Linked DNA regions of Homo sapiens: region 1 is linked to region 2. A link is an interaction called in ENCODE POLR2A ChIA-PET data of the cell type or tissue named here. Cell type or tissue: MCF 10A. All regions are shown on one strand. Each heading gives the region's core, and the rest is flanking DNA. Links, peaks and the distances in the headings are about the cores only.

Region 1 (5,379 bases), core at 252-5,251, 180 kb before region 2:
AGTGTGGGAAGTGCTGTAATTGTAAGTGTGCAAAGTGTAGGGTGCACACCCTCCATGGGTAAGTGTACTCATGGATATGTAGGAGTTTTCCAGGTCAAAGGAGGAGAAAGGGAGTTCCAGGCAGTGGCAGGAAGCATGCCATGCAAAGCCAGAGAGGTGAGGGGCAGAACATGTCTGGGAACTGAAAGATATTTGGTGTGGTTGGAGTTTACATGTGGGGAATGACAGCCTGTGACTCTGAAGCTGGACTGAGAATGGCCTGCATGCAACGGCAGTTCTTAACCTTGGCTGAGCATTGGTGGGGGAGTTTTAAAAATATTTATGTTTGGGTCCTACCCAGAGATTCTGATTGAATTGAACTGGCAAATGGCTTGGACGTTGGGACCTTAAAAGCTCCCCAGGGGACTCTAATGTGCAGCCAGGGCTGAGAACTGTTGCTTAAGGAGATGGAAAAATCATTGAATTATTTAATCAATTTATGTTTTCATAATATTACTTTGGCAGTACTATGGAGCTCAGAGACTGGTGGCAGGGAGGCAAGTGAGAGAGTAAGTACAAATGTCCAGATGAGAGAGGATGAAGGCTTTAAATAAGACATTGGCAATGAGGAAGGAGAGGAGGAACAAGATATAAGAGATCTGAGTGGATAGAATTGATACAATGGAGTGGGAGGAAGGAGAAAGAACAAAAACAGATATTCAGATTTCTTGAGTAAATACTGGTGTCATCACTGAAATGTGAAGCATAGGTGAAGAATAGGGTTGGTACATGATTAGGTGTTTGGAAAACAGGGGCGGAGACAATAAGTTCAATTCATCTCTTGCTGAGTTAGAGATGGCCATTTAAACCTTTCCATCTTTCAAGGTCTCGCCGTCACTTTATAGGCTTTTCCAGCTGCATGGAGAGTGAGGATTGGATTGTTCAATATCCATGCCAATCTTCTCAATGCTTTCTTATAATGCAGAGGCTGGAAGGGAAAGTCTGTATTTGCCAGACCCAATACAGCTAGAGTTCTGCATGAGATTTAGGCTCTGCCAATCAGACATATCCACATGAGATGCAAAAGGCAGAAGTGAAATACGGCGAGACAGAAGCTACACTTCATCTGTTTCAGGTGGCAAGCATGTTCATGCAGGCCTTTGGAGTTGGACTTTTGTTTGTTCGTTTGTTTTGTTTTGTTTTCCTTTTTTTTTTTTTCGCATTTGAACAGAGGTTGCACTGCCCTTCTCTTACTTTACAAAGGAAAGAGGGCACCTATCATCCATCCCAATTTTATTATAGGATTTTGCCCCAGAGTGAAAAATCCTCCTGGGTTCCAAAGAAGGGGACAATTTCAAATATTAGTATTTATGAAACCTCCTTTATTTGTTACTGGGCTTTATATCTTCTCCTGCCTAGTACATATTTTCATTAAGAGAAAAGTGTGGCTTTTAGGGAGGTGTGGCTTTACACATAGGGATGTTATAAATTCAGATGTATTGTAGAGTGTTACAGGAGGGAGGAGTGACACTTTTCACTTAACCACTTCTCTGGAGCAAATATTATCAAGGAATGCCTTACTTCTGACAGCAAATCCTGTTAGAATACAGCAGAGAGTGCAGGTGAGAAGTAATAGAAGCAGCTGGGCCTGTCTCCTCTCTAACCAATACACACAGGGCAAGGCTCCAACATCTCTCTCTCTCTGTCTCCCTCCTGTAGATTTAGAATGCTCAGCATTCATAAAAATCATGCTGGGAAATATTCATTTCCTAGGAAGTGTGCTCTCTCTGCATTTTCTTTATTTTTTTGCAAAGGGAAAGAGCTTGGAGATAACTCTCATTCATTTGGTCTTGGTCCATGTCTCATTTGCATGTTCTGTATTTCAAGGAAAAGGAGGTGATAAGTTTCATGTTTAACTTAAAAAACAAACCAACGTTACCTTTTTTAAAGTAAAAATAACACATAAGAAGTGAGAAGTGTTTTATATTATTGTGAACACTTATCTAGACTCCTTTTTGTTTGCTTTTACCAAAAGATTATCAGATAAATTGAACACCTATTTCACTGGAAATAAAAATAAATAAAACCTTCAATGTAGTCTTAGTTTTGCTGCGGAAAAGATATTGAGTAATAAGTTTCTTTAAAATAGGTTAAAATGATATACTAGGTTAAAATACAGTATGTGGAATGAAATGAAAGTCGAAATTTAAGAAGAGCAAGCAACAATGTTAAATGTTTGTCAGCTAACATAGATTTGCATACATACAGTACTTCATAAGACTATGGTGGGAATTGAGGTGTAGAATATTTACATCCCACTGGATACATTTACAATAATCATATGTCAGTTTAATTTTAAAAATTAATATGGGCAATGTACCATAAATTACATGATTTGCAGCTGCTTAATGATGAAATATTATAGATGTCAACTTAAAAATGTGCAAATGCATATAGGTTTTCAAAATTCTTTTAGAAAGTATGACAGTAAAAGAAAAATGTGAAGACCACTTATACAAGGACAAGTCTACAGAGCTTCTTGACAGCTTCAACCCACTCCCCCTTCCACCTCACTGACCCTGGAAAGAAGAGTCTGGGTGGGATCAGGGAATGCAAATTAACTTTAACATTAGCCTGAGAAAAATGCCACTGGAAGCACCAGCCTGCTGCGAGGACCATTATTCTGATACATCCCACACTAACACAAAAGGAGAGACTCCAGGTCCTTGGCTGTATGATTCACGCCTACAGTCCCCTCTCTCAGGCTAATCCAGACTTGACAAAAAATGAAAAGTGTGGGCATGTCTTGTGCTGGTATGTCTCACACACGTCACTACACCATTTACACACGGCTGACTTTACTGCCATTTACAACTTTCAGGTACAAGCAGGAACATGCTAGTCTGTGTATTAATTGCTATTTGGATAAGTGTTCTGGGTTTATGAATAGCTGCATATGATGGAGAAAGTGAAAAATGGGTCAATGACATGCTTTTCTTCACCTTTCTTTTTTCTGGCTTTGGTTCTCAGCTCAAAGCTTCCCTACTTTACCTGCCCACATTGGCCACATCTGGCTCTTGTGAATTAAAAGCTTTTAAAACCCAGGAGGTTTCACTCACTAAGGCTTTTAGAGTGGTCTCCAGGCGATTGTGGCCTCAAATTGTCTGCCTGTCCATGATTTAGAAACCCCACTGAGATTCTGCCATCTTCAAGTCTTTGTTAGAGAGCCAAAGCCCTCCAGGCAGCTTCCCAAGACGTCGGCACCTTGGCAACGCCCTGGTTTGAACACGATTTTAATAGCAACTAATTCCCTAGGCTGTGGCATTGCCGCAAGTGGCTCATCATTTTACAGGCAAGTTTCAACAGTCGTGTAACCAGATGAGAATATTTTCCCAAACAATAGGGTTGTGACAGAAAACAACTAAGGCATGTCAGGGGGACAGCTGCAAGGTGGGTCACAAATGGAAAATGGGATGAATTATCTACTTTCTGGAGTGATTACTTATTTAAATCTGTAATAGTTTCTAAGGGAAGGGAGTTGTTTGCAACTATGGGCAGATTTTTTGGAATATTTGTAACATGCAAGAAGGAGTTTATATTCAAGGAAAATAGCTGCCAGTGGGTGTAGATTATTAGAAGAATTACTCTCCAGTTCCAACCCAAGTTTTGAATGGAAGAAAAAGTCGCTACCCAGAAGCTCTGGCTGGACACACTGGCCTGAAGCAGCAAATTCATCCCTTGGTTTTGATATGCTATCATGTCATCCTTCCCTCTGCACTGTCATCTGCCTGAAGGATCATTGAAAATCCTGATGCTGCCTTGGGGATTCTGATGATCCACTGGTTCAGGATTTTGCCCCATGAATCCTTGTCCTAATGTACCAAGGACTGTGTGCCCAAGGATGGGATGTTTAATTTCTGCAAAATCGATCTCTAAAATATATGGTACTACTCAAACACCTGTCATTTACCTTATAGCCCATTATAAACTAACTCCCAAGTTCATTTAAACCCACATAGACTCTAGTTGAAGGTTCAGCTCAGGTTACCTCTAAAGATATGAAAGCACAGATGACATGTACGAAGGGATGCTCACAAAAAGGCCACCCTTTATTGCATTCATTTCTCATGACAGTAATCACTACTTGAAAATGTGTTTGTGGCATGCTCTTTAAACACAGCAAAGTGAATTCTCATTTTAGGGCTACTAAGTGAATATTCTTATCCCCATTTCTCCAGGTGAAGATGATGATTAAATCAGAGTTGACAGAATTTTCCCCCAAGTGACTGGCTTCTACGAAGCAGAGCCTAGTTCGTCTGACTCTGAAGCCTGGGTCCTTTCCACCACATCCACTACATTTGCTGCCATTAACTCTTCTTTTCCTGAACTTGGGTAATAAGTCCACAGTCCTAACCATGTGCCTTGTGATTTTGTAGACTTTGGCAACATCATCTCTGAGCATTTCCAACAATAGAGTCCTGTTTGTCTTAGAATCGATGGGCAGGTAGGGACTCAGCTGCAACTTCTCTCAGTTGCCCTTCTCTGGAATTTCTCCAGCTCTGCCAATTTTTCCTTGAATTTTGATGGCCAGGCCTGCAACAAGTTCTCCAGGGGCTAATGCCCACCCCACTTCTGGTGCAAGGATAGGAGCCATCTCTTGCTTGTATTTTTTTTTTTTGCTTTTTTTTGCTTTTTTTTTTTTTTTTTTTTTTGAGATGGGAGTTTCCCTTTTGTTGCTCAGGCTGGAGTGCAATGGCCTGGTCTCGGGTCACTGCAACCTCTGCCTTCCGGTTTCAAGTGATTCTCCTGTCTCAGCCTCCCAAGTAGCTGGGATTACAGGCACCCACCACTACGCCTGGCTAATTTTTGTATTTTTTAGTAGAGACAGGGTTTCACCATGTTGCTCAGGCTGGTCTCAACTCCTGACCTCAGGCAGTCGACCCACCTCAGCCTCCTAAAGTGCTGGGATTACAGGTGTGAGACACCGCGTCCAGCCTCTTGCTTGCATTTTAATTTCCAACATTGGCCACAAAATTCCAAAATTTTTGAGCTTGAAAAAAGCTTAGTTGTCATCTATCCCAATGGTATTCACACTTAAGTATGCAACAGACTCATCTGGGGGCCTTGTTATCTATTAGCTAGCTATTGCTGTGTAACAAATTACTCCAAAAATTAGCAGCTTAAGATAACACACATTCTTGTAAATTTGTTTCCCATCAACAAGTGGGTTAAGGATATGAACAGACACTTCTCAAAAGAAGACATTTATGCAGCCAAAAGACACATGAAAAAATGCTCACCATCACTGGCCATCAGAGAAATGCAAATCAAAACCACAGTGAGATACCATCTCACAACAGTTAGAATGACAATCATTTAAAAAGTCAGGAAACAACAGGT
Region 2 (5,379 bases), core at 187-5,186:
TTCTGTCTGGCCCACTGCTTCTTACAAGATTAAGATAGCAGATCCCATGGGTGTAGGTAAGACCCATTGCCTCACTTATTTTGCTATGAAACATATTCCTTGATCAGAAGTAGTGTGGAGAAAACCATGACAGTCAATAATGTATTTTGCAATTTCATGGAACTGAGACAATAGCCTAGTATAGGGCATAATTTGCATCATCTGGAAGGCATTAGCACCCCTAGGCATGAAAGGACAAGGGGAAGAAAGATTGTTTCTGGGCCAAGTAAGAGCTAGAGACTCAGAGGAGGTACCTCCCTCCTACCCACCCTGGCAGGAGCTATGGCCACCAGGGACACAACTATCGCCTGAAACATGGTGCGGAAGTAGAGAGGAATCAGGAAAGAAGAAATACTTCAGTCTCCTTCTCCTGCTGCCCTTTGATCTCTAGCCAGTGCCTCCCTTTGTCTGAACCCAAAGGGAACCAGAGGGCAAAAAAGCTGTGGTGATGCTTCAGAGGGGCCAGGCTCCCAGAGCACAGAGTAGAGCAAAGGAAGGCAGGGAGTGGACATGGGTGGGGGTGGGGACCACCCTGCGAAAGAATTATTCGGGCAAATGAGATCTGGGCGGACTTTCTGGTAACTTTGAAGTCCTAAGTAGAAAACTGAAGGGGTTAGGGTTTCAATTAATATGCTCATTTCTTCTCTGTTGGAAAGTGGACTGGAGCCGGGAGTGAATGGCTGGCTGCATAGTTACTGTGGAAACCAAAGATCTGAAGGGGCCCTGTCACCCTTTGGACAAACACCGGCAGACTGGCGTGCATGTCTCCCAGGGACCAGGGACATTACTGCGAGTGATGTGCCAATCTGCAGTAGGGTGATCACATTCTAGGGATAAAACTAAATTTAAAAAATATTTACATTGGCAACTTGTCATTTTGGAAAGGGCTCAAGATCCAGAGTCAGAAACCTCTGTAATAAATGAGGAGCCTTCTGTTTCCAAGATGGAGAAGGGATGGGGAGAACGGTAATACCCACTTTGCAGGAATGGCAGAGGGATGACATGAACATACTCTGACATGAAGCTAGTGCTCAAGAATTGGTGGTTGTTAGTAATAAAACTGCATTTCAAGCAAGATTGAGAAGAAAGACATCCAGAGAAAATAGAAAAATGATGATATGAAACAACACTAAGGTTCTAAAGGGCTATGTTCCTGTCTTCTTTATCTTGGCAACCCTGGCACCGAGCCTAGGCCCTAACAAGGAGCAACCACTCACAGCTGATGAACGAAAATGACACAAAAACAATTCCAATGGGGATGAGGCCCCAAGGTCTGAAGCAGATGACCACATGTGGGATGGAGTTAACAAACAAGCTAAACTTGGAGTTTTAATTTAAGGATGCAAATACAATCTCATTCACATCTTTGGGATCTGAAGGAATGGGATTGAAGCTTAATATTGTTAGAGAAGCCTGAGATTGTGCAAAGAAAAACAGTTCATGAAAGACATGGACATAGAGGCCCTATATTTGAAGGTCTAAACACTTCTGAATCTAAGAGTAAGTACCCAGGTGGAGAGTAATGTAAGATAAGAGCATTACAGGACTGTATAGGAGTACCCCTGGGGCTACTGGCCCAGGGAGTCTGTGAACTGTTATCAACATAATAATTGCTAACATTTATTAAATGCTCACTACATGCCAAGTGCTTAAGGTAAATCACCTTTTTAGGTTCAACGTCAACCCTGTCAGGTCAATCCTATCATTCAGATTTTACAGATGTGGAAATCAGGGCTCAGAGAGGTTAAATAACTTACCTATGGTCAGCCAGCAAATAAGTGGTGGAACCAAAATTTAAGCCTGGGTCTTATGAATTTTGAGTGATGATCCTGGCCTCCTGGTATTCACACTGTGTGGTCTCCTACCCCATTGTTTGTTGGACCAATCGAATATGGTAAAAGTGACGACATGGCACTTCCAAATCTAGGTCCTGAAAGACATGGTGGTTCCTGCCTCTCTCTCTTGGGTCACTCTCTCTGGGGAAGATGACTGCCCTGTCATGAGAAAAGTCCCAATTGGTAGGGAACTGAGGCTTCCAGTCAACAGCCAAGCAAGGAACTGAGGTCTCTTGCTAAGCCACATTAGTGAGCTTGGAAGTGGATCCTCTAGTACCAGTCAAGCCTTTGGATGACTGCAGTTCCTGCTGTTATTCCACTTACAACCTCATGGGATACTGTAAGCCAGAACCACCAGCTAAACCACTCCCAGATTCCTGACTACAGAAACTGTGAGCTAATAAATGTTTGTTGTTTTAAGCCACTAAATTTGTATGCAATTCATTATGTTGAAATAGATAAGCAATACAATATTACAATAGCAACACAATCAGAAGCCTAATGTGTTTCTCAAAGTTCCAAAGTTTCTAATCTGGGCCTTGAAGGTTGAATGGAAGCTCACCTAGAAAGAAGAGCAAAGGACATAGCATGTGCAACAACTGGAGACTGCACTTCAGCATTTGAGATCCTTTAAATAGAATGCTTCAGCTGTGAGAAGAGTATGTGCAGGAAGCAGAAAGAAACGAGTAGATAGGTGTTGCTTATGTCATGTTAAGATGTTTGGACCCTGTACTGTAGGTAATAAGGAGCTGCTGACCAACATAATAATAAGCCAAGACAGTGAGGAGGATAGACTTTAAAAAAAACACATATAAAAGCACAGAGATGAATGCTTGTTAGGAGGCTGATGGCACTAGTGGGAGATGTTGAAAGTGTGGGCAGGGATGGGGGGAGCAGAGAGGAGGGGGACAATACATGGAATTGAATGGGCAGAAATACAGTGAGTTCAACACAGAGAGGAGGCCAGGCACAGTGGCTCAGGCCTGTAGTTCCAGCGCTTTGGGAGGCCGAGATGGGAGGATTGCTTGAGCCCAGGAGTTTGAAACCAGCTTAGGCAACATAGTGAGACCCCGTCTTTACAAAAAAAATAATAATAATAAATAGAAGAAATTAGCTGAGTGTGGTGGCACACACCTGTAGTCCCAGCTACTTGGGAGGCTGAGGCAGGAGGATCACTTCAGCCCAGGAAGTTGAGGCTGCAGTGAGCTGTGACAGAGCCAATGCACAACACCTGGGTGACAGAGACCCTGTCTCAAAACAAAACAAGCAAAACAAAACACAGGGTGGGTGGGGAGGAGACATGTGAGAGAGAGAACAGAGACAGAGACAGGGACAGACAGAGGTATGGCATAGATGGAGAGAAGTCCTTCACAAGGGACACTGATTTGTTGGTATTTTTATTTTCAAGCTGTAGACCAAGACCTGGAATTAACACATCAGAAGATTCTATGAGGAAACCCATTTAAAAATAGGATGCATTTTTTTCTTTTCTGCACAGGGAGAAAGTTTAAGCTCTCCTCACTATGAGTTTTCAAGTATAAAAGACTTTTTCTTCCACGATTTTGAGAACAACTGAGGACTCTTGTGACCAGGACAACAGGGAAGCTTGCAGCAAGATAGCTCCAGGTTGGATTCATGCTTCGCACCCCAAGGGCTGCCAGCCAGAGAGGAGGAGAAGCAATCACTCCTGCAGTTTCTGAACACTACACAGACGCCAGGTAGCTTCTTCAGGAGAACAGCCCTCTGAGGAGGCAGGAAGAGGAGGCTTATCTTTCAGCAGCCGGAGCTGCTGAGATCTCTGGGCAGATTAAGCTCTCTCTAATGGATGGGCTCCAGCCTGGCACATTCAGTGGAGAGGGATCCACTCATCCATCATCAACATAATATGGTCCTCCCTGCACTTCACAGTGTCCTCTTGCTATTGAAAAGGCTTTTTTGCCTTCTCAAGTTTCTTTGTCAACAGTCTACAGGAAGAAGCTCAGGCCGCCACCGGCAGAGGTGAATGCAAGCTCACGTTTTATTTCTGACTGCTTAATCATTGCCTCGATCACTGCTCAAGCTCTGCCTTTGTTTCCAAAGGTTACCTGTGGGAAAACTTCTTTTTCTATGCTGAAATTAATAGGGAGGCAAAGATGAGTCCACTGATAAGCAGAGCCTTAAAACTCACATAGAGAAACAACTTTGCTGGAGTGTGTGTGAGTGAACCACTAAGGAATCAGATAGTGTGATGGCAGTTATCATTGCAGGTTAAGACATTTCTACAAATATTTCGACATCTCCATATACTCACTCCTTTCCCCCCTGAGTGGAGAGACTCAGCTACCAAGAGAGGAAGCTCAAAAAAAACAGAAGCTTCAAACAAACAACCAACCAAAAAAAAAAAAAAACTGTGGGTTCATCAGAGGTGGTAGGGAAGACAAAAACATGGGAGGAGCAGCTGGGCACGGTGGCTCAAGCCTGTAATCCCAGCACTTTGCGAGGCTGAGGTGGGTGGATCACCTGAGGTCAGGAGTTCGAGACCAGCCTGGCCAACATGGTGAAACCCCATCTCTACTAAAAATACAAAAAATTAGCCGGGCGTTGTGGTACGCACCTGTAATCCCAGCTACTCCGGAGGCTGAGGCAGCAGAATCGCTTGAACCCAGGAGGCAGAGGTTGCAACGAGCCAAGATCGCACCATTGCACTCCAGCCTGGGCAACAAGAGCGAAACTCCATCTAAAAAAAACAAACAAGCAAACAAACAAAAAACACGGGAGGAGCAATAAAAAGGAATCCATGCTTTGATTTTTTTTTTTAGTGAGAGGAAGGGAAGGCTGCTGCCTCTCACTTCTCCCTGTTTTGTTGTTCTTTTAAGTAGCATGTGTCACTCTGTATATATCCTGTCCATGTGTTTTCTTTTATTATTATTTGTCCACTTGCCTAGAATGAAAACTCCATGGGAGCATGGCTATAGTGTCTTGTTCACTCCTGCCTCTCCAGGGCCTGAAACAGAAGTAGGTAGACAGAGCCTGAAACAAAAGTAGGCAGTCCATAAACTTTGCTGAAGGAATGAGTGAATGAATGAAGACCCCAAGGATGGACCTCAGGAAGGTGAGCCTGGGCAAAGGTTTTCAGTCCTAGTCCATCATGACCACATAGCTGGAATACACTTATTTCACTTTGTCACATGAATTAGAGATTCATTTGGGGAAACAAGCAACTGTTAGAGTTGCAGACATCTCTGAGGGGTAAATGGCTGTTCAAATCTTGCATCTTACCCTGATCCTCACTCTATCTGCTTTCCAAAAACATGGAGCTAAGATCCCAGCACTGAGAAGATGGGCATTCCTAGCAGGGGGCATTTAGGTGTAGACAGCCTCAGTGACTCCTGGGTTTAGGATCAGTGAGATAATCTCCAGTATCTACAGTGGGCAGGTGGAAGAGTGTCTGATGCAAACTGTATCTATTTACAAGCTTTCCAGACAGCTGGGCTTGTGCCTTGGAAATACAATAATATTTGTTTCT

Evidence for each region. Peaks named below come from ENCODE experiments on the same cell type or tissue, not always from the same donor. Only the 100,000 strongest peaks of a DNase experiment are listed, where the experiment ranks them.
Region 1: POLR2A ChIA-PET joins it to region 2 with 5 read pairs; 5 of 35 experiments call an interaction of 5 or more read pairs at or near these places.

The regions. Positions count from the first base shown.
Region 1 is chr11:13,158,368-13,163,746 of GRCh38, reverse strand. No RefSeq gene overlaps it. Among named protein-coding and RNA genes, the nearest start is that of BMAL1, 120 kb to the left of the region's middle. In MCF 10A, for the core only: no CTCF peak of the experiment used is centred there; DNase peaks (open chromatin) are centred at 2,776 and 3,246.
Region 2 is chr11:12,978,903-12,984,281 of GRCh38, reverse strand. It overlaps LINC00958 (long intergenic non-protein coding RNA 958), which reads left to right. Exons shown (of 2, transcript NR_038904.1): 2 at 3,283-4,748. Among named protein-coding and RNA genes, the nearest start is that of LINC00958, 8.0 kb to the left of the region's middle. In MCF 10A, for the core only: no CTCF peak of the experiment used is centred there; no DNase peak of the experiment used is centred there.